Linked DNA regions of Homo sapiens: region 2 is linked to region 1. A link is a loop called in an ENCODE intact Hi-C map of the cell type or tissue named here. Cell type or tissue: B cell. All regions are shown on one strand. Links, peaks and the distances in the headings refer to the core of each region. The heading gives the core; the rest is flanking DNA.

The links. Hi-C counts contacts between places; a loop is a spot of excess contacts. Peaks named below come from ENCODE experiments on the same cell type or tissue, not always from the same donor. Only the 100,000 strongest peaks of a DNase experiment are listed, where the experiment ranks them.
Region 2: a loop joins it to region 1, with 14 times the contacts of the local background. A loop is called at or near these places in 10 of 110 quality-filtered maps.

What each region holds. Positions count from the first base shown.
Region 1 is chr10:102,469,843-102,485,877 of GRCh38, reverse strand. SLC68A1 (solute carrier family 68 member 1) reads right to left here. Exons shown (of 10, transcript NM_024789.4): 4 at 15,803-15,885; 5 at 14,761-15,213; 6 at 14,482-14,605; 7 at 12,928-13,024; 8 at 12,137-12,308; 9 at 11,866-12,059; 10 at 8,833-10,156. The coding sequence ends at 9,894. It overlaps ACTR1A (actin related protein 1A), which reads left to right. Exons shown (of 11, transcript NM_005736.4): 5 at 145-269; 6 at 1,502-1,718; 7 at 2,775-2,867; 8 at 3,703-3,877; 9 at 3,980-4,041; 10 at 4,706-4,746; 11 at 4,913-6,649. The coding sequence ends at 5,015. It overlaps LOC124902493 (a long non-coding RNA gene), which reads left to right and starts at 12,963. Exons shown (of 3, transcript XR_007062270.1): 1 at 12,963-13,043. RefSeq lists a silencer at 11,970-12,413. In B cell, for the core only: a CTCF peak has its summit at 6,757 (motif pointing right); a DNase peak (open chromatin) is centred at 6,747; H3K27ac peaks cover 627 bases.
Region 2 is chr10:102,574,304-102,590,338 of GRCh38, reverse strand. The region is part of intron 3 of SUFU (SUFU negative regulator of hedgehog signaling); the gene reads right to left. Among named protein-coding and RNA genes, the nearest start is that of TRIM8-DT, 61 kb to the left of the region's middle. In B cell, for the core only: CTCF peaks have their summits at 6,161 and 6,366 (motif pointing right); a DNase peak (open chromatin) is centred at 6,348.

The DNA.
Region 1 (16,035 bases), core at 3,353-11,352:
ACAGGCACAGCTTGCCTTTTTTTGGAGTGAGGCTGACTGAAGTCCCCGGGCTCTCAAACCAGCAAGGCAGGGTCTTCTCCCCTAAGACTAATGAAGATGGAAATCTGGCCTTGGCCTCATTGTCTCCCGGGCTCCTTTCACCAGCATCCTGTGCTCCTGACTGAGGCGCCTTTAAACCCACGAAAAAACCGGGAACGAGCTGCCGAAGTTTTCTTCGAGACCTTCAATGTGCCCGCTCTTTTCATCTCCATGCAAGCTGTACTCAGCCTGTGAGTAGCAGCTGGCTAGCCCGGCCCCTGCGGGGAAAGCAGTCCTTTGGCACAGCTGAGGCTGGCTCTCCTCTGGAATGGTTCAGAGTAACTTGAGCCCCCTCTGCTAGGGAAAGGTTAAAGATGGTGGGAAAGAGAGAGAGGCTTTTGCTGAAACTGAGCACTGAGGCTTCGTAGTTGAAAGCAAAGAAGGACATGTGGCTGCTATTGACCATATCCCAGTGTCAGGACTCCTAGTGGGTTTGGTCCCCAAGGCCTTGGCTGGGCCTGCCGAGGCAGCCACATGCTGCAGCAGCTCTTCCCGGAGGCCCCCGTAATGTGTCCACTTATTATTCAGCACTTACTGTGGCCAGCTGCTCTGCCAGGCTGTGAGACAACCATGATCCGAATGCCACCACAGTCCTTGTTCCCATCCCCCGTGGCTCCTGTCACACTCCTACCCCACCTCACACCAGAGTGAGGTCTACGGCAGAGATTATCCACAAGTGACCTACACGTGGGATTTATTTGACCCCATTAACAAACTGTGAGCCAGCATTTAAAAATCAAGAGGTGTCCCATCAAAACCCAAATTTTTGGCTTCTCTGAAAAAATGGGAAGATCTGGGAAGGTCGGGCACACATTCCCACAGGGCAAAAATCAGCTGGAGCTGAAGAGCGGCTGCCACTTGAGATGGGGCTGGCAAGCCCACCCTCCCCACAGCCTGTCCATGCTCTGTTGGCCTCTCCGCACTGAAGCAGGGGGTCAGTTGCCTCACTTGCCTTTTTTTGGAGGGAGGCTGACAAAGGTCCCCGGGCTCTCAAACCAGTAAAGCAGGGTCTTCTCCTGCCTTTGTTTTTTATGGAAGTGAAAAATATTCTTATTTTTCTTTACTCTTACTTTTCCTGCCTGGCCCCTGTTGACATTTGAGGGTTTTTGCCTTTTGTCTAGAGAGTTAAAACTGGCCCCTAGGCTGGGTCTCTGAAGCAGCTGAAGGCCAGGCCATCTCAGACAGGAAGGCCTGCTCTTCTGGGTACGGGGAGGGAACTTGGAGAAGATCAGCAACTTCCGTTCAGGTATTTCATGGCTTGCTCCAACACCTGGGCTTCCTTAGTACCCAGTCCATTCTACAGACCCTGGAGAGAGGCAGGCCCAAGCTTTAGTTTAGCTGACATTGAACCCTAAATAAAGAAGTGTATTTCTTCCCAGCGTGAGGAGGCAGTGCTGAGTGACGGTTTGCCCCTTTGCTTCAGTTACGCTACAGGCAGGACCACAGGGGTGGTGCTGGATTCTGGGGATGGAGTCACCCATGCTGTGCCCATCTATGAGGGCTTTGCCATGCCCCACTCCATCATGCGCATCGACATCGCGGGCCGGGACGTCTCTCGCTTCCTGCGCCTCTACCTGCGTAAGGAGGGCTACGACTTCCACTCATCCTCTGAGTTTGAGATTGTCAAGGCCATAAAAGAAGTAAGTGCTGCCCCCTGGGCCTAGGGATGGAGTGGGGGTTGGGAGCATAGCACCCAGGACCTTGGTGACCTGCCAGTGAAGCCAGGCAAAGCACCTGCCTGGGGGTCCCTGGTGAGGCCTTGTTCTTCCCAGCCAGGTCTCCCCTACGTCACACTGACAGATTCGCCTTCCTGACGTGCTGCCATCTTGTTGGGGGAAAGGGAGCTGCTTCCATTTCTTCAGTTGGGTGATGGCTACATAGGGGCTCAGTATGTTTTTTATACCTTATATGCAAATTACATAGGGTTTGGTTTTGTTTCATTTTGTTTTGTTTCTGAGATGGAGTCTCGCTCTGTCGCCCAGGCTGCAGTGCAATGGTGTGATCTCGGCTCACTGTAACCTCTGCCTCCCGGGTTCAAGCAATCGCTTGAATCCTGCCTCAGCCTCCCAAGTAGCTGGGATTATAGGTGCCTGCCACCACACCCCACTAATTTTTGTATTTTTAGCAGAGACATGGTTTCACCATGTTGATCAGGCTGGTCTCAAACTCCTGACCACAAGTGATCTGCCCGCCTCAGCCTCCCAAAGTGCTAGAATTGCAGCATGAGCTACCGCGCCCACTCCTGGTTTTTTTATTTTTATTTTTTTAACATCCTTGAAGAAGTCATAATACATTTAAAACATTTGTCTTTGTAAGTAAACTGAAACCTCCTGCCACCTGTGGCTATAGGGAAAACTCGAGCTGGGTAGGACCAGAACCATATGAGTGGTAGAAGGAGAAAGATGCCTGGGCCTGGGCTGAACTTAGGTTGTGGTCTCAGACCTAGGATCCAGGGGCCAAGTTTCCAAGCTTGCCCATCAGGAAGGTGGAGCGGTTAAGAACTCATATGCTAAATGCCACCCAGTGAAGGCCAACAGAGACCTCACTGCCCCTGCTTCTGGGCAGCAGCTATAGTGACCATTGGGGCCATCACAACGTTTAGACAGGTTTGTGCAGCAGCACATTCCTCCCCTGGGCCTTTGACTGGATGTGCACCAGATTTCCTGCCAGCCTGACTGTCTTGCTTGGATCTGCAGAGAGCCTGTTACCTATCCATAAACCCCCAAAAGGATGAGACGCTAGAGACAGAGAAAGCTCAGTACTACCTGCCTGATGGCAGCACCATTGAGGTAGGTGGCCTGCCTTCTTTCTTCGGTCCCCTTAGGTCCACAAAAGCTCTGGGCCCAACCAGAATTCTCCATCAGGGTCTGGAGTCTGGCAGGCCAGTCCCTTTACACCAAGCTTGTCCAACCCCTGGCCCATGGGCTGCACGTGGCCCAGGATGGCTTTCAGTAAGGCCCAACACAAAGTCGTAAACTTTCTTAAAACATTATGAGATTCTTTTGCAATTTTTTTTTTTAGCTCAGCAGCTGTCATTAGTGTTAGTGTATATTATGTGTGGCCCAAGACAATTCTTCTTCCAATGTGGCCCAGGGAAGCCAAAAGACTGGACACCCCAGCCTTACACCCTCTCTCTGGAGCAGCAGAGCTCCTGAGCATGAGTGGCCCTGTCTCCTGCAGAGGAGGCAGCCAGAACTTTGCTCCCTCCCGCTAGAGGGGAGGAAGCTCCTAAGGGATTGTCCCACATCAGTATGAGATTAGGAAGTGGGATGGTTAGTGCCATCCTTCACCACACCTGGGTGCAGTGTAGGGTGAGTTACCACTCCCTTGAACCCCCATTGCTAGGAAGACGTTTCCATGAGCAAATAAATCCATGTACTGATGCCAAAGACCTCTTGGCTGGAAAATGCCAGAGCGAGAAGGAAATATAGGAGCCTCCCCTCACTAGTTTCCAGGAGGCCTATCTTTGTTCCTTTAAGCCCTTGACATGTAGAGTCTGTCTTGAGCCTGGCCTTCATAGCCACCCAGTTACTAAGTGACGTGCAGAGGGGCGTCTTCCATTCCCACTCCCAAAGGGACCTTGGTCCCAGCTCCGACCTCTTCAGCTGGCCCTCCTACCTGCAGATTGGTCCTTCCCGATTCCGGGCCCCTGAGTTGCTCTTCAGGCCAGATTTGATTGGAGAGGAGAGTGAAGGCATCCACGAGGTCCTGGTGTTCGCCATTCAGAAGTCAGACATGGACCTGCGGCGCACGCTTTTCTCTAACATTGTCCTCTCAGGAGGCTCTACCCTGTTCAAAGGTTTGTCTCTTCTCTTGGAGCCCTTCCCCTGGAAGTGTTCAGCTCCTGCTGGCTCCAGGCACCCTGAGAATTGACTTGAAGTTCTCCTCTTTGCCCATTCAGGTTTTGGTGACAGGCTCCTGAGTGAAGTGAAGAAACTAGCTCCAAAAGATGTGAAGATCAGGGTAGGAGCATGGTGGGGCCTGGCCTGGGTGGAACTAGGCTTCCATGGACAGAGTGCCACCTGGCGTAGCTTCCCTCTAGCTTTGCCCAAGCTCTTCAAGCAGCCATGGCTCTACAAGCAGCGCCAGGTTCCCAGCCTGTACACTGACCCTGAGGTCTAGGTCAGCCACAGGGAGGCTGAGTTCTCATTCTCCCTCTTCACACCAAAGGCAGGCAGTTCTAATACCCAGATGAGGCAGGGTACTAGGTAGAGGGCCCCCTGCGTGATCTTTCAGGGAAACTATAATCTTAAGAGGAGACTGACTTACTGTTGCTGTGCCCCCTGCCCAGGTGGCTCCCCTGTCACACAGTCTGACACCTTAGTGATAGGTGAAGGAGGTTGGCTGTCTGAGGAGAGCGGGGATCCTAAAGGAAGGAGTACAGTTCTTGCCATGGAGTCTGCTTCTCCCTGCCCCCCCCAATAGTCCCAGCTTCCCTGGGACCTGTGGGGACTGGAAACCTGCTTCCCCAGATGAGTGGCAGGCTGGCCACAGTGCCCTCCAGAGAGGCCAGAGCTTCAGGCTTGTGTAAAATGTATCCCCTGCCATGGGCAGAAAGAGGAGCATTGTAGGGAAAGGGAGCGGGAGGGCTGGAAGTCTCAGATTCCTCTTTCCCCCACCTTTGCAGATATCTGCACCTCAGGAGAGACTGTATTCCACGTGGATTGGGTGAGTAGCTCTTCCAGGAGTAAGAACAGAACAGGAAGTGATGGCACTGATAACCCCTCAGCACCCTCTAAAGAAAAGCCTGATTTGGTTTGGCCCCAGGGGACTGGTAGGCTCCACACACAGCCACTTCTCTCTCACACAGTTCCTCTGGGTTTCCTCCCTCCAGGGGCTCCATCCTTGCCTCCCTGGACACCTTTAAGAAGATGTGGGTCTCCAAAAAGGAATATGAGGAAGACGGTGCCCGATCCATCCACAGAAAAACCTTCTAATGTCGGGACATCATCTTCACCTCTCTCTGAAGTTAACTCCACTTTAAAACTCGCTTTCTTGAGTCGGAGTGTTTGCGAGGAACTGCCTGTGTGTGAGTGCGTGTGTGGATATGAGTGTGTGTGCACATGCGAGTGCCGTGTGGCCCTGGGACCCTGGGCCCAGAAAGGACGATGAACTACCTGCAGTGGTGATGGCCTGAGGCCTGGGGTTGACCACTAACTGGCTCCTGACAGGGAAGAGCGCTGGCAGAGGCTGTGCTCCCTCCTCAGGTGGCCTCTGGCTGGCTGTGGGGGACTCCGTTTACTACCACAGGGAGACAGAGGGAGGTAAGCCATCCCCCGGGAGACCTTGCTGCTGACCATCCTAGGCTGGGCTGGCCCCACCCTCACCCCCACCCCCAGGGTGCCCTGAGGCCCCAGGCAGCTGCTGCCTCCACTATCGATGCCTCCTGACTGCACACTGAGGACTGGGACTGGGGTTGAGTTCTGTCTGGTTTTGTTGCCATTTTGGTTTGGGAGGCTGGAAAAGCACCCCAAGAGCTATTACAGAGACTGGAGTCAGGAGAGAGCAGGAGGCCCTCATGTTCACCAGGGAACAGGACCACACCGGCCACTGGAGGAGGGCAGGAGCAGTCCTCACTCTGAATGGCTGCAGAGTTAATGTTCCCAGCCCAGTCCCCTTTCGGGGGCCTTGGGAGAGTTTAAGGCACCTGCTGGTTCCAGGACCTCGCTTTCCATCTGTTCTTGTTGCAATGCCATCTTCAAACCGTTTTATTTATTGAAGTGTTTGTTCAGTTAGGGGCTGGAGAGAGGGAGCTTGCTGCCTCCTGCCTTGCTACACTAATGTTTACAGCACCTAAGCTTAGCCTCCAGGGCCCCACCTCTCCCAGCTGATGGTGAGCTGACAGTGTCCACAGGTTCCAGGACCATTTGAGATTGGAAGCTACACTCAAAGACACTCCCACCAGGCTCTTTCTCCCTTTTCCTCTTGCTCACTGCCCTGGAATCAACAGGCTGGTTGCTGGTTAGATTTTCTGAAACAGGAGGTAAAATTTTTCTTTGGCAGAGGCCCCTAAGCAAGGGAGGGGTGTTGGAGAGCCAGTGCCCTTAAGACTGGAGAAAGCTGCAATTTACCAAGTTGCCTTTTGCCACTGTAGCTGACCAGGGGACTAGGTTGTAGAGGTGGGAAGGCCCCCTCTGGGCTGATCTTGTGCCATTCTTGACCTTGGACCTGCTTGGTTAAGGAGGGAGTGGGCCAGACCAGAGTGCCAGGAGCTAATGGAGCCAGGCCTGACTCCTAGGAGTGGTCCAAAGGCCTTCAGCCTAGATGGTGCAAAGCTGGGGCCAGCCTGTCTTCACCGGCACCCTCACCTGTGACACCAAGACCCACCCCAATCCCAGACTTCACACAGTATTCTCCCCCACGCCGTCCTATGACCAAAGGCCCCTGCCAGGTGTGGGCCACAGCAGCAGGTATGTGTGAAAGCAACGTAGCGCCCCGCGGACTGCAGTGCGCTTAACCAACTCACCTCCCTTCTCTTAGCCCAAGCCTGTCCCTCGCACAGCCTCGCACAAACCACATTGCCTGGTGGGGCCCAGTGTACTGAAATAAAGTCGTTCCGATAGACACGTCAGCTGGGCCTCTATCTGTCTGTCACCAGGGCCAAGTGGAAAGAGGAAGAGCAGCAGGCACTGAATCTGAGGTGGTGACTGGGCCTGATCCATCCTCTAGAGGGCATCATTGCACCAGCCAGCCTTGTCCAGAGCATAGCCCAAGTCCCAGCCTGTCAGGTGGATGCAGAGAAAAGGGTGATCACACCACAGCCTAAGTTCAAGAACAGAAGGTCCCACTCCTGTGTACACTGTAGCCCATGGGTGAGACTCAACTCCAGATGACAGGAGCAGCTCTCAACATCCCTGAAATCAAAGATTCTCAAAACTGTCAAGTGAATAAGAAGGCCAGGAGCTTGGCCGGGCACGGTGGCTCACGCCACACCTGTAATCCCAGCACTTTGGGAGGCCAAGGCAAGTGCATCATAAGGTCAGGAGTTCAAGACCAGCCTGGCCAAGATGGTGAGATCCCGTCTCTACTAAAAACTACAAAAATTAGCCGGGCGTGGTGGCAGGCGCCTGTAATCCCAGCTACTCAGGAGGCTGACGCAGGAGAATCGCTTGAACCCGGGCAGTAGAGGTTGCAGTGAGCTGAGATCGCACCAGCCTGGGCGACAGAGTAAGACTCTGTCTCAAAAAAAAAAAAAAAAAAAAGAAGAAGGCCAGGAGCTTATTACAGTGCAGTTTCCAGGGCCCATACTCAGATATCCTGATTAATCACTTCTCCGTTTAAAACCTGCACTTGGGAGGAAAATTGCCAGGTCTTTGCCAAATGGTAACTATTTAATCTTCCCAATAACCTTACAAAATATACGTGCTTTTGTTGTCCATTTTACAGATAAGGATTTGGAGCCACAGAAAGATTAAGCAATTTTCCAAAGTTCTGCCTTTTTTTTTTTTTTTTTTTTTTTTTGAGATCATGTCTCACTTTGTCACCAGGCTAGAGTACAGAGGCACAATCTCAATCTCCGCTCACTGCAACCTCTGCCTCCTGGGTTCAAGCAATTCTCCTGCCTCAGCCTCCCAAGTATCTGGGATTACAGGTGCCTGCCACTGTGCCCAGCTAATTTTCATATTTTTAATAAAGATGGGGTTTGACCATGTTGGCCAAGCTAGTCTCGAACTTCTGACCTCAGGTGATCTGCCTGCCTCGGCCTCCCAAAGTGCTGGGATTACAGGTGTGAGCCACCGTGCCCAGCGCTGGCCTTTCTTAATCCCGAATGTAAACCCAGGCCATAGAACCTACAGCCTACATTTTTAATCACCATGCAGCCTGTAAAAAACCATTGGCCTAGAGCAGTGGTTCCCAATTGGAACCAATTTTGCCTCCCAGGACACATCTGGCAATGCCTGGAGATGTATTTGTTTGTCGCAACTGGTGTGTGTGTGGGGTGGGGTGGGGGGTGCTAAATGTCTACAACAGAGAACAATCTGGCCCCAAATATCTCCAGTGCTAGTGCCAAGGTTGAGAAATGGTGGCTGAGAGTCATGGTTTTCAGTGCCAGCTGCATGATAAAATCACCTACAGAGATGTTCAAAATCCTACTGCCCAGGCCATACCCCAGACACATTAAGTCAGAATCCCAAGGAATGGAACTGAGATGTCAGTATTTTTTAAGTTCCCCAGGGGACCCCAAGGCTGAGAACCTCGGGCCTAAAAGAGGCTCCTCTCTCTTTGACTACCATGTCCAGCAGTGATACATGGGAAATGCACTGAGGCCTAATGGTCATTTTGGGCCCGAGTGCCTATGCAGTTACCAATCTATGTTTTTCTCCCTGGCATCTTGGTAACCCACCAAGGTGGGTTTTTTTTTTCTTTGAGATGGAGTCTCATTCTGTCGCCCAGGTTGGAGTGCATGCAGTGGCGCGATCAATGCAACCTCCTCCTCCTGGGTTCAAGCGATTCTCCTGCCCCAGCCTCCCAAGTAGCTGGGATTACAGGCACACACCACTACACCTGGCTAATTTTTGTATTTTTAGTAGAGATGGGGTTTTGCCATGTTGGCTCAGGCTGGTCTCAAACTCCAGACCTCAGGTGATCCACCCACCTCGGCTTCCCAAAGTGCTGGGATTACAGGCATGAGCCACTGCGCCCGGCCTACCTACCACTCTTATTCAGAAAAATGCTCTCAGGGGCTTTTTCTAGTCAGTAAGGAATCCTGGTTCTCAACCCCAGCAACCCACCACTCACTCACACAGCACAGACTTGAGGAAAAAGAATGGCTGACTTTAATCAGTCTATAAGGAAATAAACATCTTTAGAGGCCGTGTGGGGGTGGGGGAGCCCTGCAGCAGAGGAGGCATGCCACTTCAAGCACAGCTGAAGCAGAGAAACCTCTCAGAGAAACCACTAGAAGGGTGGACGGAGTGGGAGGTGGGACTTACAGTCAGCTTTCCCTGACTGGGCAAAAGGGAGCAGTTGCAGTATTAAAAGTGGTTCCTGAGTCCACCACAGCGGCCAGCTCCAGTCAGGCAGCGGGATGGGCTCCCACGCCCCATGGCAGGCCTGTGTGCACCACAGGGCAGCCCCCTCCCTTCTTGGTCCTCTTCTGTCCTCCTGCCTTACAAGAGAAGCACGTCCCTGAGCACATATGGCCCAGCCCTTGCCCAAGCTGAGCCAGACAGGTAAGCAGAGACTTTCACTGCAGTGATGCTTCTGGCTCAGCCCCAGGAGCTACCCGCTGCCATGTCTTCCAGGCTGCACTAGAGGAAGGCAGTGGAGCAGGGTGCTGGTAAAACTAGCTCCTGGCCGAGTGCGGTGGCTCATGCCTGTATTCCCAGCACTTTGGGAGACCAAGGCAGGCAGATCACTTGAGGTCAGGAGTTCGAGACCAGCCTGGCCAATGTGGTGAAACCCTGTCTCTACTAAATAATACAAAAATTAGGTTGGCCACAGTGGCTCACGCCTGTAATCCCAGCACTCTGGGAGGCCGAGGCGGGCTGATCACCTAAGGTCAGGGGTTTGAGACTAGCCTGGCCAACATGATGAAACCCTGTCTCTACTAAAAATACAAAAAGTAGCCGGGCATGGTGGCACGCTCCTATAATCCCACCTACTCGGGAGGCTGAGGCAGGATAATTGCTTGAACCTGGGTGGTGGTTTCAGTGAGCCCAGATTGCACCACTGCAACAGATCCATTTTTTTGGGCAACAGCTCCAAAAAAAAAAAAAAAAAACTATGAAATCCTTAAAAAAAAAACCAAAAAAAACTGGCTCCTTCCCCAGGCTGCCAGCAGCATCCTCAGTGGGGTGACCTTGCCACAGCTCTCACACCATCTTAACATCCAGGGTTTGGGCCTGTGACAGGTTCTGGCGCTGGGCCTTGACCATGTGCAGGCGTCTCCCATGCAGCGTGAACTGGGACCAGGTGAAGAGCTGCAGCAGAGCACAGGTGATGGGCACCAGCACCAGCAGGTAGAAGCAGCCCTGGCGGAGCGTCGGGGCCTGTGCAGGGGCTGGAGCTGGGGGCTCTGGCCAGGGATGGGCACTCCCCACAGGGGTTATGAGGGACTGCTGGAAGAGGTCATGACCTAGGACAAGAGAGCACAGAAAGACCATGGTCAGCCCACTGTCCTCCAAGCCTTGGTGCCCTCCAAGTCTATGGTGTGACATCTCAGACACCACATGGACGTGTCCAGACCACAACTCCTGATTCCTCCAAACCCACTCCTCTCCTACTCTTCCCATCTCAGTGACGGGCACCACCATCCACCCAATAACTCAGGCCCAAAACCTCAAAGTCCTCCTCAGTTCCCTGGTTGGTTTCACGCCATCACTCCCCAACACCCAATCCTTCATCTCCCCCCAACTCCAAAACGTATCCCACCTGCCACCACCCTGGCCCAAGTCTCCACGGCCTCTGCCAGTCTCCCAAAGATGTCCCTGCTGTCCCCATTCTGGCCTCCCTATGATCTGCTGTCCATATGGCAGCCAGAGTGAACTTTTTTTTTTTTGGAAAGAGGGAGTCTCGCTCTGTCACCTAGGCTGGAGTGAAGTAGCACGATCTCCACTCACTGCAACCTCGGCCTCCCAGTTTCAAGCGATTCTCCTGCCTCAGCTTCCCAAATAGCTGGGGCTACAGGCATGCGCCACCACACCCAGCTAATTTTTGTATTTTTTAGTAGAGGCGGGGGTTTCACTATATGTTGACCAGGCTGGTCTCAAACTCCTGACCTCAGGTGATCTGCCCTCCTCAGCCTCCCAAAGTGCTGGGATTACAGGTGTGAGCCACCTCACCCAGCCCAGAGTGAATTTTGTTAAAAAGTCAATCACACTACGTCACTTCCCTGTTTAAAACCCTCCCTGGCCGGGCGTGGTGGCTCATGCCTGTAATCCCAGCACTTTGGGAGGCCAAGGTGGGTGGATCACCTGAGCTCAGGAGTTTGAGACCAGCCTGGGCAACCTGGCAAAACCCCATCTCTACATAAAATACAAAAAGTTACCCAGGCATGGTGGCATACGCCTGTGGTCCCAACTACTTGGGAGGCTAGGTGGCAGGCTCACTTGAACCTGGGAGGTCGAGGCTGCAGTGAGCCAAGATCGTGCCACTGCACTCCAGCCTGGGTGACAGGGAGACCCTATCTCAAAAAGTAAATAAATAAATAAATAAAAATAAAACCCTCCCAACAGCTTGCTTCCAACACTGCCCTGATCAACAAAGTCCTCTTCGCTTTTCCAGCCACATTTCCTAATCACCCCTGACACCCTGGGCCTTTGCGCCTGCTGTTCCCTCTGCCTGCGATTCACTGAGACCTTTTCTAGACAAATCCTTGCCATTCAGCTCACATCCTGAGGGGCACCTTCTCGGAGAGGCCTTCCCTGATAATACTACATAGCTTCTTGGTCACGCCATCTCACATCACCTTAATTTCACCATAACACTATTACTGCCTGATAATGTCTTGTTTGGATGTTTATTGCCAACCCCAGCCCACCCCTGACTAGAATACAAGCTCCGTGGTGGCAAAGACTTTGTCTATCTTATTCATGGTTAGCTCCCTGGCACCCACAGCAGGACCTGCAGAGAAGGGATTCCGTACATATTTGTTGAATGAATGAATAAATGAATGAACTAAGAAAGCATGGCGGAATCGGTGACCCAGTGACTCTAGCCATGTTGAGGGGACGCCAGTTGCCACCTTCCGTCACTGGACCCAGAGCCCAGGCTTGCCAGCCACTGTGCCAGGTAAGCTGTGCCCCCTGGAGCCTTAAGAGCCCTTGCCTGCTACCAGGCCCTCACCTGTGTAGAAACAGAGCAGCCAGGTGCCCAGCAGCGGGGCAAAGGTCTGGCCTGGCTTGGTCACCAAGGCAACCATGCCAAAGAGGAGTGCCGAGGCTGCCTGCTTGCGGTGGTTCAGCACCAGGTCCTCGTCTACCAGGTCAGTGACCACCAAGGTCAGCAGCTTACAGGTGCCCTCAGTGAAGACGCGGTTGCTGCAGTAGAGGGAGAGAGCAGGCAGGAATGAAGGCATGGGATGGAGGTGTTGCGGGGAGCGTGGGCAGGGGCATACCTGGCAATGAAGAGGCACAGCAGGCTGAGGTGGTCCGGGCCGGCCAACAACATGAGCAGGCTAAGTCCCAGCTTGAGCAGGAAGAGCCCCCGCACCACCGCGTAGACGCCCCAGCGCCGGCACAGGGACAGGAAGTAGAGGTTGTTGAGATGGGGAGCGACATAGGAGAGGCCTGGGGAGGAAGACGGGGAGCCACCTTGTCAAGGGCACTGCTGCAGTGCCAGTGAGCGCCATCAGCTTCACAGCCGACTGCATTCCTGTACACTAGCGATGCACTGGGCTCTGTGCTAAGAGCTTCACTGTCTTAGTTCATCTTCACAGCCCCTTAAGGTGAGTACTATTATCATCCCCACTTTACGGATGAGAAAGAGAGGCCCAAAAAGATGAACTAACCCACCTGAGGCTGCCCACCAAATGAGCACAGAGTCAAGACTCACACCCAGGCCCATCAGATGATATTCCTCTGTGTTAACCAGCCACTGCACCCCCTCAGGGTGCCACCATCTCCAAGAGGACCCACACCAGCACAGCCTCCGCCCCCCTCAACACCCACCACACCCTGCCCCCCATGCCCACTGCACCCGGCAGCACTTGGTGTCTTAAAAAGATTGTCCCTGGCTGGGCGCAGTGGCTCACACCTGTAATCCCAGTACTTTGGGAGGCAGAGGCAGGTGGATCACTGGGTCGGGAAATGGAGACCATCCTGGCTAATACGGTGAAACCCCATCTCTACTAAAAATACAGGTCTCTCTCCTTCCAGCTTGCATGAAGCACCCAAGGTCCACACTCACCCAACAGGATGGAGCCCGTGGAAAGGGAGATATGGTCGGACAACAGATGCTCCAGGAAGAGAGGGAAGAAGTTGCTGTTGAAGTGGCAGTGGAAGACCTGCAACCCGACAGGGATGGTGAGGAGGCTTCCAGTGGGAGGAGAGCTGACAAGGCCAGAAGCCAACAGGGGAACACACATCCCCCCCAACTCCCCATCCTCAGAGCAGCAAGAGCGAGAGCAGGCCTTTTTCCCCATGTCCCTAAACACAGAACATGCCAGAACACAACCTAAAACCACATTCCTGGTGCTATCTAACTTTGCTAAAAAGTTAGAAGCCACGGCAAAATAGTACTGGAGCAATTAAAAGCTTTTTCTTTTTAATTGAAAACACATTAGTGAGGCTCGGCACAGGGGCTCACACTTGTAATCCTAGCACCTTAGCACTTTGGGAGGCCAAGGCAGGCAGATCACTTAAGGCCAGGAGTTTGAGACCAGCATGGCCAACATGGCGAAACCCCGTCTCTACTAAAAATATAAAAACTTAGTCGGGTGTTGTGTTGCATGCCTATAATCCCAGCTACCCAGGAAGCTGAGGTGGGAGAATCATTTGAACCCAGGAGGCAGAGGTTGCAGTGAGCCTAGATCATGCCACTACACTCCAGCCTGGGCAACAAAGTGAGAAGAAAAAAAAAAGAAAAGAAAACACATTAGTGAAACAAATTTCATAACATGAAAACAGTTTATTTCTAAGTTCAGCCAGTTTATATACTGCATGTTTTAGGTACAGCACTTAGCTCTTCTTTTTTTAGAGATGGAGCCTTTCTCTGCCGCCCAGGCTGGAGTGCAGTGGTGCAATCATAACTCATTGCAGCCTCGAACTCCTGGGCTCAAGCGGTCTTTCCACCTTGGCGTCCCGAAGTGCTGGGATTACAGGCGTGAGCCACTGCACCTGGCAGTGGTTGCTGTCTTAAAAAGATTGTTAGAGGGTCCCCAAAGGGGGCATCTCTGTCTCATATCCTCACTTTACAGGAGAGGACAGGGCTACCCAGAGAGCCTGAGACCTGCCTAAGATCACATAGGGAGGGAAAAGCTCAGAGGGAGCTAGAATCCAGGCCTCCTGACTACTCAACCTGCATTCCTGCCATCGAATTGCCCAGCAGACCTCCTGGGTGGCCCAGAACTCAGTTCCCAGCTCTTTTTTTTTTTTTCTTTGAGAAGGAGTCTCACTCTGTTGCCCAGACTGGAGTACAGTGGTGCCATCTTAGCTCACTGCAACCTCCGCCTTCCGGGTTCAAGTGATTCTCCTGCCTCAGCCTCCCAAGTAGTTGGAATTACAGATATGCTGGAATTACACCACGCCCAGCTAATTTTTGTATTTTTATGGGGTTTCGCCATGTTAGCCAGGCTGGTCTCGAACCCCTGTCCTCAAGTGATCCACCCACCTCAGCCTCCCAAAGTGCTGGGACTACAGGCATGAGCCACCATGCGTGGCCAAGTTCCCAGCTCTTGAGGAGTCTGTCCCCTTGAGTGAAGTCCAGCCCAGCTGTAGAGGGGCCGGGAGCTGCTCCCCATACCTGCACCAGGTCCATGCTCACGAACCACAGGAAGTTCCGATGGCGTGCCAGCTGCCGGAGATACCGGCCCAAGGTGATGCTGTCCGCCTCCTCACTGCCTACAAGCAGCTCCTCTCCACACAGGCTATGGGGCAGAAGGGAGTGGAGAACTGCCTGGGGCTGGCCAGAGTTATCCCCCAACACATCCCAGGGCAGCCCCCATCAGCCGGGGACCCAGCACCGAAATCAGACTTAGAAGGTTGCTGGTGAGGACCTGAAGAGCCGGGGCTGGCCACTCACCCGCTATCCACAACCAGGCCTGAGCACCCTGGGTCCTTTCGGGCCGCCTCAACCCGCCGCCTCAGCAGCTGTGTGGCCCCCAGAAAGCCCAGCCCAGAGCTGACAGCCAGTGTCACGCAGAAAGCGCGGAAGGAGGAGAAATCCTCCTTGTTCCAAAAGGCATAGGATGCAAAGACAGAGAGGGAGCCGGCCGCGCTGAAGAGGGAGCAGTAGAAGTTGAGGTGGGTGCGGTCGTGGGCTGAGAGGGCCAGGTCGGCCAGCAAGGCATGGTGGTGCAGGTCCACGAGCGTCAGGAAGCCATCATAGAGGCACAGGCACAGCAAGAACTGCAGGCCAGCTGGGGCCCAGGGCACCCAGAACGCCAGGAACGACAGCGCCAGCAGCGGCCCATGCCAGCCCAGGGCCTGCACCCGGGCCAGCACCACAGCCCTTGAGGAGAGCCCGGCGCCTGACCTGCCGGGGAAAGGAGAGTTGTTGGGAGATGCCGTGTCAGACTTGGCAGGCTGAAGTTCCCCTTGCCCAGGCCCCAGGGGAGGGATGGAGGCCCAGGGTGTGGGACTCACAACAGGGTGGTGCCACTGTCCCCTAAGTCCCCAGTCTGCAACTTAGGAAGCACAACTCACCAGTGGGTACACTCTCCTCCTCTGCCCCAATTTCCACCCCCTTATTAGCCTGTTGGGCTGATGGCCAAAGGGTATGGGATGCCCACTTCTCAAGGTTGGGGGTGATGACGGGCTCAAGCAGGGATGGGGCAAAGGAATCTTCCAGAAGCAGCAGAGGGTGTTTGCAGTCCACAGTCCAGAGGGGCCAACCAAGCCAAGCCAGGGTAGATCTCTTCCCCTGCCGAGCCAGGCAAGTGTACGTCCAAGGCCACCTCTCCAACCCAAACAGAGCACCCTGGACCCCAGTAAGGGAAGAGCCATGGGCAACACTGAAATAGTCTCCCCTTCCTTCCCCACCCCAAACACAGGCAGGGGTCCTCCCTCCTGGGTAGCAGTAGGGTGGGACTGAACCAATTACGAGCTGTTCCCAATACACCAACCGGGGCTGGGAGCTGAGGAACTGCCGGTCACTGAGCCAACCGAAGAGGGGGTCATTGAGGCTGTTCCAGAGGAGAAACACTGTCTGCAGGCAGAGGGGAGACAGGAAGGTGGGCTCTAGACAGCATCCTCTCCAGGGCTCCTCCCCCCTCAGCCTGCTCACCACCCCTGAAAGATGGCCCCAGCTTTCCTACCTGCAAACCTTTGCTGGTGTCAGTTCCTCTGCTAAAACCCA
Region 2 (16,035 bases), core at 3,303-11,302, 100 kb before region 1:
AAAAAATTAGCAGGGCGTGGTAGAAGGCGCCTGTAATCCCAGCTACTCGGGAGGCTGAGGCAGGAGAATCACTTGAACCTGGGAGGTGGAGGTTGCAGTGAGCAGAGATTGCGCCACTGCACTCTAGCCTGGGTGACAGTGTGAGACTCTGTACTCTGTCTCAAAAAAAAAAAAAAAAGAAAAAAGAAAAAAAAAAAGAAAAAGTCGGGGGGGAGGTGGTTATACACAATGACCAAGTAGAATCTATCCCAGAAATGCAAGGTTAGTTATACACAAGAAAATCAATGTAATACAGATTATAAAAATTACTACATGATCATGTCAATAGACACAGAAAAAGCATTTGACAAGATCCTTTTCATGATAAAAAAAAAAACTCAGATTTGGAATAGATGGAACTTCCTCATCTTGATAAAGGACATTAACAAAAAACCCCACAGCTAACATCATACTTGATTAATGGTAAGTGACTGAACTAATTCCTTCTACGATCAGGAACACGACAGAGGTGCTTACTCTCACCACTTCTATTCAACACTGTATTAGAGTGCAAGCCAGGACAATTAGGCAAGAAAAAGAAGTACAAAATAAAAGGCCAGGTGTGGTGGCTCACGCCTCTAATCCCAGCACTTTGGGAGGTCGAGGCAGGTGGACCACCTGAGGTCAGGAGTCTGAGACCAGCCTGACCAATATGGTGAAACCCTGTCTCTACTAAAAATACAAAAATTAGCCAGGCGTGGTGGCGTGCACCTGTAGTCCCAGCTACTCGGGAGGCCAAGACAGGAGGATTGCTTGAATCTGGGAGGCAGAGGTTGCAGTGAGCCGAGATCATGCCACTGCATTCCAGCCTGGGTGACAGAGTAAGACACTGTCTCAAAAAAAAAAAAAAAAAAAAAGAAAGAAAGAAAATACTTCCAGATTGGAAAGGAAGAAGTAAAACTGCCTCTATTCATGGATAGCATGATATTGTATACAGAAAACCTTAAGGAATGTGCTAAAAATTACTAGAACTATTAAACAAGTTCAGCAAGGTTGTAGGGTACAAAAACAATATGCAAAAGTTATTTGTATTTGTATATACTAGCAAGGAACAATCCAAAAACAAAACTAAGGCCATGCATGGTGGCTCATGCCTCTAATCCCAGCACTTTCAGAGGCCGAGGTAGGAGGATTGCTTGAGCCTGGCAGTTAGAGACCAGCCTAGGCAACAGAGCAAGAACACCCATCTCCATACACACACACACACAAATTAGCCAGGCATGGTAGTGCACACCTGTAGCTGCAGCTATCTGGGAGGCTGGAGCAGGAGGATGGCTTGAGCCCAGAAGTTGAAGGTTGCAGTGAGCTATGATCACATCACTGCATTCCAGCCTGGGCAACAGAGTGAGACTGTGTCTCAAAAAAATAAATAAATAAATAAATAAACAAAATAAAAAATGAAAGTAAGAAAAACAATTCTTTCACAGTAGCATCAAATATAATACAATGCTTCATTTAACAAAGGAAATGAAAACTTATACTCTGAAAACTACAAAACATCATTGAAAGAAATTCGAGAAGACCTACATAAACGGAAAAATATCCAACATTCATGGATCGGAAGACTTAGTGTTGTTGAGATGGCAGTATCCCCAAATCCATCTACGGGTTCAGTGCAATCCCTATGAAAATGCCAGGTATGCTGTTTGCAGTAATTCACAAACGGATTCAAAACTTCACGTGGAAATGCAAGACACCCAGAATAGCCAAAACATTCTTAAAGAAGACGAGCAAAGTTGAAGGTCTTAATTTTCCTGATTTCAAAACTTGCTACAAAGATATAGTCACCAAGTCAGTGCGGCACTGGCATAAGGACAGACATTTGATCAATGTAATAGAATTGAGAGGCCTGAAATAAACTCTCACATTTGTGGGCATTAATTTACTTTTCTTTTTTTTTTTTTTTTGAGACAGAGTCTTGCTCTGTCGCCCAGGCTGGAGTGTAGTGGCACGATCTCGGCTCACTGCCAACTCCACCTCCCAGGTTCACGCCGTTCTCCTGCCTCAGCCTCCCGAGTAGCTGGAACTACAGGTGCCCGCCACCACGCCCAGCTAATTTTTTGTATTTTTAGTAGAGATGGGGTTTCACCATGTTAGCCAGGGTCTCGATCTCCTGACCTCGTGATCCGCGTGCCTCGGCCTCCCAAAGTGCTGGGATTACAGGCGTGAGCCACTGCGCCCAGCCTGTGGGCATTAATTTTCAACAAGGGGGCCAAAACAATTCGATAAAGGAAATAGTCTTTTCAGCAAATGCTGCTAAAAGAACTGGATACTCACACGCAAAAGGATAAAGTTGGAGCTCTTTCTTATATCACAAACAAAAGTCAATTCAAAATGGATCACAGACCTAACTGTAATAGCTAAAACTATAAAACTTTTAGAAGCAAACATTGGAGTAAATCTTTTGACCTTGGATTAGGCAAAGGTTTCTTCCATACAATATCAAAAGCATAAGTAACAAAGGATAGGTAAATTAGACTTCATCAAAATTAAAACCTTTTGTGCTGGCTGGGCGCAGTGGCTCATGCCTGTAATCCCAGCACTTTGGGAGGCTGAGGTGGGCAGATCACCTGAGGTCAGGAGTTCAAGACCAGCCTGGCCAACATGGTGAAACCCCGTCTCCACTAAAAATACAAAAAAATTTGCCGGGCGTAGTGGTGGGCACCTGTAATCCCAGCTACTCGGGAGGCTATGGCAGGAGAATTGCTTGAACCCGGGAGGAGGAGGTTGCAGTGAGCCGAGATCACGCTACTGCACTCCAGCCTGGGTGACAAGACCAAGACTTCGTCTCAAAACAAAACAAACTGTTTGTGCTGTAAACAATACCATCAAGAAAGTAAAAAGAAATGCAAAGCAAAATCACTTTTGAGATATCACTTTATACCCATTAGGGTGACTATTAATAAAAAAAAGAAAACAGAAAATAAGTGCACAAGTGTTGGTGAGGATGCAAAGAATTTGGAATCCGTGTGCATTGCTGGTGGAATATAAAATGAAGCAGCCGCTGTGCAAAACAGTACGGCGGTTCTGCAAAAAAAATTTAAACACAGAATTACCATATGATCCAGCAAGCTCACATCTGGGTATATAGCCAAAATAACTGAAAGCATGGTCTCAAACAGATATTTGTATACCTATGTTCACAGCAGCATTATTCACAATTGCCAGAAGGTGGAAACAACCCAAATGTCCATCAAGAGATGAATGGATTAACAAAATGTAGTATTTACACACAATGGAATACTATTCAGCCATAAAAAAGAAATTCTGGCAAATGCTAAAACATGGGTGAAACTTGATAATATTATGTTAAGTGAAATAAGCTAGACACAAAAGGACAAATACTGCATGATTTCACTTACATGAAGTACCTAGGGTAGGCAAATTTATAGAGACAGAAAATAGAATGGTGGTTGTCAGAGGCTGGGGGAGAAGCGAGTGGGGAGTTATTGCTTAGTGGGTACAGAGTTTAAGTTGGGGAAGATGAAAAACTTCTAGAGATGGATGGTGGTAATGTCTGCAAAACAATGTGAATGTACTTAATAATGTCACAGAACTGTACACTTAGAAATTGTTAAAATGATAAATTTTATGTTACATATATTTAATCACAATTTCTTTTTTTTTGAGACGGAGTCTCGCTCTGTCGCCCAGGCTAGAGTGCGGTGGCGTGATCTCGGCTCACTGCAAGCTCCGCCTCCCGAGTTCTGGCCATTCTCCTGCCTCAGCCTCCCGAGTAGCTGGGACTACAGGCACCCGCCACCATGCCCGGCTAATTTTTAGTATTTTTAGTAGAGACAGGGTTTCACCGTGTTAGCCAGGATGGTCTCGATCTCCTGACCTCATGATCCACCCGCCTCGGCCTCCCAAAGTGCTGGGATTACAGGCGTAAGCCACCGTGCCCAGGCTTAATCACATTTTAAAAGAAAAAACCCAGAGAATGAGAGAAAATATTTGCAAATCATATATCTAATAAGTATCCAGCATATATTAAGTATTTTGTATCCAGAATATATAAAGAGTTCTTACAACTCAATAATAAAAGATAAATAATTCAATTTAAAAATGAGCAAAGGATCTGAATATATTTCTCCAAAGAAGACATACAAATAGCTGGCCGGGCATGGTGGCTCACACCTGTAATCCCAGCACTTTGGGAGGCCAAGGCGGGCAGATCACCTGAGGTCAGAAGTTCAAGACCAGCCTGGCCAACATGGTGAAACCCCGTCTCTACTAAAAATACAAATATTAGCCAGGTGTGGTGGCATGAGCCTGTAATCCCAGCTACTAGGGAGGTTGAGACAGGAGAATTGTTTGAACCCGGAAGGCAGAGGTTGCAGTGAGCCAGGATCGTGCCATTGCCTTCCAGCCTGGGCAACAGAGTGAGACTCTGTCAAAAAAAAAAAAAAAAGATATACAAATAGCTAATAAGCACATAAAAAGATCCTCAATGCCATTAACCATCAGAGGAATGCAAATCAAAACCACAATGAGGCCAGTGCAGTGGCCTCCCAAAGTGTTGGGAGGCCAAGGTGAGAGGATCGCTTGAGGCCAGGAGTTTGAGACCAGCCAGGGCAACCATGGCAAAACCCCATCTCTATAAAAAACAAACAAACAAACAAAAAATTAGCTGGGTGTGGTGGCCCAAGCCTGTAGTCCCAGGTACTCGGGAGGTTGAAGTGGGAGGATTGTTTGAGCCCGGGATGTGGAGGCTGCAGTGAGCTTTGGTCGCACCATAGTATTCCAGCCTGGATGACAGAGTGAGACCCTGTCTCAAAAAACAAAAGAAAAGAAAACAGAAAACCCACAATGAGACACCACCACTTCATATCCACTAGAATGTTTAAAACAAAAAAGATGGCAATTACAAGTATTATCTGGCAATAAAAAGGAACAAAATACTAATATATACTATAACATGAACCTTAAAGACATTATGCTAAGTGAAAAAAGCCAGTCATAATAGACCTTATATGATTCCATCCATATGGAATGTCCAGAATAGGCAAATCTATGGAAACAGATAGTAGATTAGTGGTTGTCTAGGGCTGTGATGGTTGGAGGGAATAGGGAGTGACCAATATGAGGTTCTTTTTTTATGGTGATGGTTTCACAACTGTGGATTACATGGTATGTGAATCGTATGTCAATAAATCTGTTATTAAAAAAGAAAATATAGCAGGCAAAAGGAAGGAATCTTGAGGCACAGGCAAAGTAGGGGAAGCAAGGCCAAGCCTTTAAATTCCTTGTTCCCACCACCCCAGGCACAGCAGCCTGGCCTGGGAGAAACCTGACCCATAATGCTGAGACATCACAGCACTGTGTATGTCTACATGACCTGAACAATCACCTACTAACATGTTCTTTTCTACAAATGAGAAAAGGATGCTTGAGATTGCCCACAGTCTCACAGTACGTCAGTGATGATGGGCATGGCCCAACACTTTCCAAACTTTGGGCTCATCCACAACACCCATCAGCATGTTTGCCATATCTGTGCACCATCTGTACCATTACTTACCTGTATTTTTCCCCCTAAAATTGACTTGCCTTTTTTTTTTAACCTAAACAAACTTACTCTGAAAAGGCAACTTCATATCACTATACTAAATAAGGAAAATTAATGGCAAATTAGCGTTGCTTACCTCAAGTGGTAACTTCAGGATAATATAACAAAATGTTATTAATTTCTAACTGATATTGTTGCCTACCTAAAATTGTTTAAAAAATGAAATAAACAAGGGTCAAAGAGCTGTTCAAGGTTTAAAGAGTCATATAGAGCTGAGACAAAATCACCAAGACTGAGAGAGAACAAACTGGGCCGGGCATGGTGGCTCATGCCTGTAATCCTAGCATTTTGGGAGGCCCAGTGAGAGGATCTCTTGAGCCCAGGAGTTCAAAACCAGCCTGGGCAACATAGTAAGACCCCATCTTAAATTAAAAAAAAGACAAAGAGAACCAAAGAGAGAAAAGTGGCTTCACTATTCATGCTACCAGTTACCACTCTTGTGCAGTTACCAGCTGAAATCGCCTGCTGGTTTTGGCAAACCCTGGCTTAGTGGTGAACTTCGGAGTTGGGAAGGCCCTGTTTCTATTTGCCTCCATCCCTAACTGGATGTGACCCTGGGCAACTTGCCCAAACACAGTATCTAAGCCTGTTAACAGGAAATAGCGTGCCTACTCAATATGCTTTCTACTGCAGTATGTTATTACTCGTGTACTGGAATACAGTACAGATACTCTCACCCAAGTCACCAGAAAACAGGACTGGCCACAGAGCTTGTCGCTACCAGCAAGTGCCCAGTAGGTGGCACCATTGCTCCTGGTTTAAGAAACAGATGGGCCAGTTCCCTGGAGCTCTGCATCCCTATCTGATGTCTAGTCTGTAGAAACATACCCCAAACCGAACATCACACACCAGGGCCTGTTGTGGGGTGGGGAGAGGGGGGAGGGATAGCATTAGGAGATATACCTAATGTTAAATGACGAGTTAATCGGTGCAGCACACCAACATGGCACATGTATACATATGCAACAAACCTGCACGTTGTGCACATGTACCCTAAAACTTAAAGTACAATTAAAAAAAAAGAAAAAAGAAAAAGAAACATACCCCAAACCGGGTGGGGATTTATTTAGGCTGGAAACAGGGAAAAGGCTGGAAAGATTTGGAGCCATGACCTTTGACCTTTTATTAACCAGAATTAACATGATTTTAAAATACTGTGCAAACCCAAACTGTTTGAACCAGAATGACCAAAAAGCACTTTGTGCAGGCTTAATAACTTGGGAAGAGGCTTAATTTAGGCAGCTGGGAAAGGGAGACTCTAAGGCAAGAAAAGGGAGTCGGGCCCAGGTGTTGCTCTAGGATCAACACGTTCCACCCTGAGCATGTGTGATCAGGCTTTGGCCAAAGGTACTCCTGAGTTAAAGTGGGGAGCAGAAAGTGCAACTTCCATCAGAAATGCTTGGAGAGCAGGACACTAACAGAAACTTCTAGTGAGGGGCAGGGTCTTCCGCAGCTCTGCCTGATGAAGGAACTAGACTTATGAGCTCTTCTGTGGACAAGAAATGGTCTTTCTTAACAATGAAAGAGCCCTGGTCACAGTTTTCAAGCATGGGACAAAGCCACAATGAGTTCATTCTTGAGTCCGGTCTGGTCTTTATGCCCTGGATGCTCAGACCCATTCTGTTGGAGCCACTGTGGGGTCTCAGCACTCAGGCCCCTGCGCCCACCCTGGGAAGCTCTTGGCCCCTTCAGAGGGGCTTTCAAATGCTAATAATGTCTCAGTTAGAGGCCCAGCTGTTCAGTCCAGCGGTTACAGGAGCTGGCTTCCTCTCTCTTGCTCCCCAAGGTATCCTCATTGAAAAGTCAGGGTGAAAATCCCAGAGACCTCCACTTAAACCACACAGCAGAGGCTCCCCCGCACCCAGTGTCTGAAAGAACGTCGCCATTCCAGGTAAGGGCTGGGTAGACACTTTCTATTCCCTTCCCTCCTTGGAGCTTTGCCCCCAGGTACCAGGAGAAACCTCCCTCAGCTACCCGACTTTTATGTTGTTTGGCAAATTCACTGGAAGGGAAATACCACTCCAGGATAGCAAAAGGAGTCTCTCCCCTCCCCGCCAAAAATGCTAGTTACAGTTCTACACCTTGCTCACTTGGGAGAAAGATTTCATTCCTCCACGTCTCATTCCCCATTAACAAACAACTCCTGGGCAAGAACTCTGAAAACGTGGGGGGTGCTGAACAGGCGCACAGAATCCTACTGGCTCCTCCAATTGGCCATCACCCCACCCCCACCTCCCTGACATCCAGCTTCAGTTATGGTGGTTTGAAGTTGGACTGTCCCGGATATAATAAGTTAGCAAAATCTAGGGAGAGGGGTTGCAGAAGAAAACAGCTATTGTTTGTAAAATAGTGCTGCCTTTGAAACATAGAAGCAAATACATTCCTTGAGTTCTTACAAATACATTCTTCAAGAGTTCTTAATTCATCCTAACTCTAGACAGTGCCAGCCTGCCTCCCTTCTGTGCAAAAGTACAGGCCCCGTGATGTTCTACATAATAGCCTGGAAACTAACACCCCAACCCAGGGTCAGAATTAACATGCTTGGTCTGTGGAGCGGGGACTAATGTTCCCTTTGGGAGCCCAGGAGCGTGAAGCTTGGCGCTGTGAAAGCCAAATGCCCCTTTTCTCCAGGTGCTCTTCTGCGTGCTCTGAGATTATTCCGTGCTTTCCAGGGACAGAGAACAAGGGCAGGAAACGCAGCTGGACTGTGCCAGGTGTCACAGGAGTGGCTAGTCTGCAAGAGGTGTTTTTGAGAGAGCAGGAAAATGGGAGGTGACCCAAAGCAGGCTGGGAGACTCAGGTCTGTCAACTTGGAGGTCAAATATTTGACAATGGCACAGCCATCATAATCTCTCAAGAAAAAATCTCCACTCCTCTTGCATTTCTGGTGTTCACAAATCATTCTGATAACCAGGGCTTAAGTGTCTTCTGTGAACACCCGGAGCTGGTCCTAGGGGGGCTTAGCAGTTCTTTCCCAAAATGTCAGATGTGCCAGACATGTCCCCAGTAACACAGACTGCTGAGGAGGAAAGGTTCAGTTAGCCTATGCCCCATATCTGGAAGTCCCAGGATGAAGCCGACACCTGTGGGGAGACTGGCAACTGCCTAACCCGCCCTCCTTCCTGAGAAGGCTCAAGCTGCTACTGCTGCGGCCATGGTGGACTGCGCAGCGGAGCTGGGCCCAGAGGAGGCTTCCTCTGAGATTGGAAGACAGCTCCTTCTCAAGTCAACAGAAGGCCCACGAGCAGAAATATATTTACGGGGGCAGAACTACAGGTCCACACAGGCCTGGGAGCTTCATGACTCCCCAGTGAGAGGAGGAGAAAATCTGGAGTTTTTGTTGAACAAAACATCTCTGGCTGAGGCAGTGAAGGAAATAAAGTTCAAAGTTAGTCCTGTTGGCTTCTGCCCAGCCCAGATGCTCCTAATGGGGGCCACTCAGTCTGCCTACTGCCCCCACTGGATCTCTCTGTAAGCCCATACTAATTTCTAAAACCCATGCCTAATTTCTTCTTCTTCTTTTTTTTTTTTTTTTTTTTTTTTTTTTTTTGGAGACAGAGTCTCTCTCTGTCGCCCAGGCTGGAGTGCAATGACACAATCTCGGCTCACTGCAACCTCCACTTCCTGGGTTCAAGTGATTCTCGTGCCTCAGCCTCTCAAGTAGCTGGGACCACAGGTACACACCACCATGCCCAGCTAATTTTTGTATTTAGTAGAGATGGAGTTTTGCCATGTTGGCCAGGCTAGTCTTGAACTCCTGACCTCAAGTGATCCACCTGTCTCGGCCTCCCAGAGTGCTGGGATTACAGGTGTGAGCCACCACGCCCAGCCCAAGCCTAATTTCTAGACCAGAGAGGAGAATAGGGATGTGTGTGCCTAGTCTATTGCCAGAAATGAAAAGCCTACAAAGTTTTAGGCCACAGGGTGTAGCACAGCCACAAATGACATTTCTGGAGCCCTTAGCACACCCGCACAATGCTACCCTCATTTTAGGGAGGAGTAACCCCAGGCACTGTACAGAGGGCACTGCCCTCAGGAAGACACAGAGCCTCCTCCAGGCAAATTCTCCCTCAACCTAACAGTACCCACCCACCAAAGGAAGGCAGCAGATCCTCTTCTTGTCTGATCAACACTGACTTTTCCTGGTAACAGCAACTCTCCTTCCTCCAGGAATCCAAATAAAGCTGAGAGTGAGCACCTCCCTCCACTTCCCTGCCTACCCGGCTCCATACCCCCTCCCCAAGCCAAAGAACCTTACAGCAGAGTAATGACGCAAGACCCACACTAAGAACTAGGACAGAAACCTTGCAGCAGAGTCTTGAGACAAGGCCCACACTAGGAACTGGGACAGAAATTGAATACAATGATGTATAAACAGCGTAGGAGCAAAAAAAATAAACACATCCTGCGTAATTCCCCTTTAACAGTGGACCTCCTGCAAGGAGAGGAAAAGATGGGATACTCCCCAGCTCAGAAGCTACAATTTGTTACAAACCAACAGAATTTCGCACCCCTGCCTTTCTCCCAACACAGTGCACAGCAGACAGATGCTCCAAAGGAAGGATAATCCCAGGAACATGGCTGACTGCTCAACAGCCCCTCTGCAGGGCTTCCAATCAAACTCCAAAGAAGGGGAAAGACAGAAACTCTCTTTAAGAAAGAAAAAACAACAAAGCAAACAAACTGGGGGCGGGGGGGGGGTGCGGGGGAGGAGACCCAAAACAGATTCTCTGTACATGTGGCTGAGGAGCTCTTGGGGCTAGAAGGTAAAGTTCTTCATAGCTGGTCAAATGGCGCAGATGGTGACCAGTTGTAGAGTTTCCCAACTTGGTCATGTGGTAGAAGCAAGAATTAACCCCTACCCTCACCCACCTACCTTTTCAAAGTTCTGGATGCAGTTTTATCACTTGAAAAGTTCATTTGAGTGTTTGGTTTGAGAGCTTCCCTCAGCTAGCTCTGTCTGATATTAATTTGGCTAAATGTGGTTGCAAGACATGGAGACGGGAAATGAATACGCAGTCCCACTTGATTAAAGAAGACTGAGAGAAGACATATTTGCTCTTGCAAAACTGAAAGGAAATGTAAAGGCTATTCCTTCCAGGTTTTGCCTGGAATCAAAGGAATCGCACAGCTAGCCAAAGGAGACTCAAAACTGCTTCCCTATGCATTTTCTCCAGAACCGCCCGCTCTTCAGCTTCCTTCCTGTCCCTCAAAGCCGCAATCATAAAGGCAAACAGTGAAGTGTAAGGAAAATCCCTTTATAAGCAGAGATGCTCAGTAAACTGGAATACAAGTCACAGCAGGGGAGGTGGGAGGCTGGCGGGCTGCCAGAGACCCTGCAGGTTCTCACCCCAAAGCGAGTGTAGGGGGCTGCAAACCTTTCAGAACTGGACTGATGCAGTTTCGCTAGCTAGAGATAGACTGTGGACCTGACACTCACCCTGTGCCCACATGGGCAGGGCACACAGCAGACAGCCTCATTCTCCCCCCAATGAGGGTGAGGACCCTGACTGCCCACAGAGCTCAGGAGGGTTCACCTGGCCACAGCTTGTAGCTGTCACTAGTCAAACCTCATTTACTCACCCATATATGCTATGCCCACCTGTAAAGTACACAGGTCCTTGCTTACCCCTTAGAGAGAGCCTGAAGTCCTAATCTAGCAGATGCCTTCACTTTTCTTTTTAAGCAGCTCCATCTGTTTAGACACCTGTCAGCATGAGAAGGCAGAATCTTCTGCCCACAAGCTTGTAACTGAGCAAGACCTGCCCTTGTTCCTCTCTCCTTCACCAGCACGAGGGCCTGCCACCTACACACAAGGCAGAGCCCAAGCCTCTTTGCTCTTTTTTTTTTTTCTCCCTTTGAGACAGAGTCTCACTCTGTTGCCCAAACTGGAGTGCAGTGGTGCCATCTCAGCTCACTGCAACCTCTGCCTCCCAGGTTCAGGCAAGTCTCGTGCCTCAGCCTCCCGAGCAGCTGGGATTACAGGCGCGCACCATCATGTCCATCTAATTTTTTTTTTTTTTTGAAACGGAGTCTTGCTCTGTCGCCAGGCTGGAGTGCGGTGACATGATCTCAGCTCACGGCAACCTCTGCCTCACAGGTCCAAGCAGTTCTCCTGCCTCAGCCTACCGAGTACCTGGGACTATAGGCACGCGCCACCATGACCAGCTAATGTTTGTACTTTTAGTACAGACAGGGTTTCACCATGTTGGCCAGGATGTTCTCAATCTCTTGACCTTATGATCCACCCGCCTCAGCCTCCCAAAGTGCTGGGGTTACAGGTGCCACTGCACCCAGACTAATTTTTGTATTTTTAGTAGAGATGGGGTTTCACCATGTTGGCCAGGCTGGTCTCGAACTCCTGACTTCAAGTGATCCACCCACCTCGGCCTCCCAAAGTTCTGGAATTACAGGCATGAGCCATCATGCCTGGCCCCAAGCCTCTTTGTTCTTTGTTTTTTGTTTTTGTTTTTTTTTTTGAGACGGAGTCTCGCTTTGTCGCCCAGGCTGGAGTGCAGTGGCGCGATCCCGAGTAGCTGGGATTACAAGCGCCCACCACCACGCCCAGCTAATTTTTTTGTATTTTTAGTAGAGACGGGGTTTCACCATGTTAGCCAGGATGGTCTCGATCTCCTGACCTCGTGATTCACCCGCCTCGGCCTCCCAAAGTACTGGGATTACAGGCATGAGCCACCAGCCTCTTTGTTCTTAAAGCCAAAGGGACTAAGGAGGTTTTAAACTCGTAGTCCTGGCCAGGCACGGTGGCTCACGCCTGTAATCCCAGCACTTTGGGAGGCCGAGGCGGGCAGATCACGAGGTCAGGAGATGGAGACCATCCTGGCTAACATGGTGAAACCCCATCTCTACTAAAAATACAAAAAAATTAGCCGGGCATGGTGGTGGGCACCTGTAGTCCCAGCTACTCAGGAGGCTCAAACAGGAGAATGGCGTGAATCCGGGAGGCGGAGCTTGCAGTGAGCCGGGATCGTGCCACTGCACTCCAGCCTGGGCAACAGAGCGAGACTACGTCTCAAAAAAAAAAAAAAAACAACTCGTAGTCCTATATACATTTCAACCAAAGAATGCCAGGAGGGCTGGGTGCAGTGGCTCACGCCTGTAATCCTAGCACTTTGGGAGGCTGAGGTAGGTGGATCACTTGAGCACAGGAGTTTGATACCATCCTTGGCAACATGGCAAAACCCTGCCTCTGCAAAAAATACAAAATTTAGCCAGGTGTGGTGGCACATGCCTGTGGTCCCAGAGGCTGAAGTGGGAGGATCACTTAAGCCCTGGGAGAGGGAGGCTGCAGTGACCCATGATCACACCACTGCACTCCTGGGTGACAGAGTAAGACGTGAGACTCCATTTCCAAAAAAAAAGAAACAAGAAAAAAAAATCCCAGGAAATCCTTTGAAGCTTTAAAATCCAAGACTAGCCTGGCCAACATGGTGAAACCCTGTCTCTACTAAAAATACAAAAATTAGCTTGGCGTGTTAGTGGACGCCTATAATGCCAGCTACTCAGGAGGCTGAGGCAGGAGAATCGTTTGAACCTGGGAGGCGGAGGTTGCAGTGAGCCAAGATGGTGCCACTGCACTCCAGACTGGGCAACAGGGTGAGACTCCATCTCAAAAAAAAAAAAAAAAGAAAAGAAAAAATCCAGGACATGCTTCTACTCCTCCCATCTTCTTCCTGAAGAGACCAGTTAAATCAGGAATGAAAACCCATTTAGACTGGGTACAGTGATTCACACCTGCAATCCCACAGCTGAGGCAGGAAGGTCGCTTCAGACCAGGAGTTCAAGACCAGCCTGGGCAACACAGTGAGACCCTGTCTCTACAAAAAAATTTAAAAATTAGTCAGGCATGGTGGTGCACACTTGTAGTTCCACAGCTACTTGGGAGGCTGAGGCTTGAGGATCATTTGAGCCAAAGCATTCCAGGTTACAGTGAGCTATAATTGTACCATTGCACTCCAACCTGGGCAACAGAGAAAGACCCTGTCACTGCAAAACAAAACAAAACATTTAGTTGCCATGGACCTATAAACTAGTATGGTCACTTTGGAGGACCAAATGGCAGAATCTATTAATATAAAAGGTAACTTCCCTTTGACCCAATCATTCTACTTATAAATATCTACCCTAGAGCAAAACATGTCACAAGGAGGAATGAATAAGGATGGTCACTGCATCTTTGTACTGTTTGTAATACTGCAAAAATGGCAACAACCTAAAGGTGCATCACCAGGGGAATAGTTAAATTATGGTTTATTCATACAATAAAATCACAGACAACAGTAAAAAAAATTAAATAAAGATCTTCAAGACATACCGTCAACTGAAAAATCCAATTGTGAAGGGCAGTACAGTTTCATTTACATTAAAGAAAGAAAAAAAAACATAGAAACCCAAACCATTTCATAGGTACCCAGAAGAAGGTGAATACATAGAAAAAAATCTGGCAAGCTGCAAGGACGCACACCAAATGGATAAAGAGGGTTTCTTTAGCGAGGGCCCTGAGATTGGGTGGGGTGGTCACAGAGAACTTTGACTTTATCTGTATAGTCTAAGTTTTTAACATCTGAGGTCAGTTGCAGTACCTCATGCCTGTAATCCCAGCACTTTGGGAGGCTGAGGTGGGTGGATCACTTCAGTCCAGAAGTTCAAGACCAGCCTGGACAACATACCAAGACCCCATCTCTACAAAAAAAAAAAAACACAGAAAAATTAGCGGGGTATGGTGGCATGTGCCAGTAGACCCAGCCACTCAGAGGCTAAGGTGGGAGGATCACTTGAGCCCGGGAGGTTGAGGCTGCAGTGAGCCAAGATCACGCCTCTGCACTCCAGCCTGGCCAACAGAGACCCCGTTTCCAAAAAAAAATCTGAAATTTATTTATGTATTATCTATATACTTAATGTTGGAAAGATGATCCTCCTCCTTGACCCCTCTGCTATGTGGCACCAGCAGCCATCACACTGGCTACTGTGGCATCACTCCAAATGCAGTGGCACTAATCTGGACATGCCAGGAAGCTAGGTGGTATGATTTGAATGTCTGCCTCCTTCAAAAGGTATGTTGAAACTCAGTCTCCAATCTAGCAGTATTGAGAGGTGGGGCCTTTAAGAGGTGATTGGGTCATGTGGGCCCTGCCCTCATATATAGATTAATAAGTTAATGGATTATCACAGAGGTGGACAATGGGGGTAGAAACTGGTGGGTTTATCAGAATAGAGACCTGAGCTAGCAAGTTCAGCCTCCTTGCCATGTGATGTCCCTGGGACTCTGCAGGGACTCCTCACCAGCAAGAAGGCCTTCATCAGATGGGGCCCTTTAACCTTGGACTTCTCAGCCTCCATAACTGTAAGAAATAAATTCCTTTTCTTTATAAATTAGCAGTTTCAGATATTCTGTTATAAGCAGCAGAAAATGGACTAGAACATTAGGAGCCATCCTTGGCTGGCAACTAAAATGGCACCACTGGCATTTTCAACCAGGCTAGCTTTTTAAAAAAATTTTGAGACAAGGTCTTGCTCTGTTTCCCAGGCTGGAGTGTGGTGGCACCATTATGGCTCACTGTAGCCTTAACCTCCTAGGCTCAAGCAATCCTTCCACCTCAGCTTCCCGAGTAGCTAAGACTACAGGCACACCACCATGCCTAATTTTTTTTTTTTTTTGAGACAGAGTCTTGCTCTGTCACCCAGGCTGGAGTGCAGTGGCTCAATCTCAGCTCACTGCAACCTCCGCCTCCCGGGTTCAAGTGATTCTCCTGCCTCAGCCTCCTGAGTAGCTGGGACTACAGGTGCATGCCACCATGCCGGGCTAATTTTTTGTATTTTTAGTACAGACAGGGTTTCACCATATTGGCTAGGCTGGTCTTGAACTCCTGACCTCATGATCCGCCTGCCTTGGCCTCCCAAAGTGCTGGGATTACAGGAGCCACTGTGCCCGGCCTGTTTCAAGGCTTTTTTAGTGACGAAGATAAAATACATTTTTTTTAAAAGAAAGAGAAAACACATCTTTTGTTCATCTTGCTAATTAGAATCCAAATTTAAGAATATAACATTTTTACTTATTTGATTTTATATTTGTATCTTTTATTTATTTTATTACTGTTTTAGAGACAAGGTCTCACTGTGTCACTCAGGCTAGAGTGTAGTGGCACAATTACAGCTCACTGCAGGCTCAAATTCCTGGGCTCAAGCAATCCTCTCGTCTTAGCCTCTCAAACAGCTGGCACTACAAATGTGAGCCACAACGCCTGGCCATATATTTGTATCTTTCTAATCTTATGCTGAACATCTTGCTTTCTAACATAATTACTTATTTGCTTTATCCTATTATATCCATATACTAGTTTTAGGTTAAAGTCAATATTTTTATTAACAACATGATTACTGAAAACAGTTTTTTCTGTCTTTGTGTATAT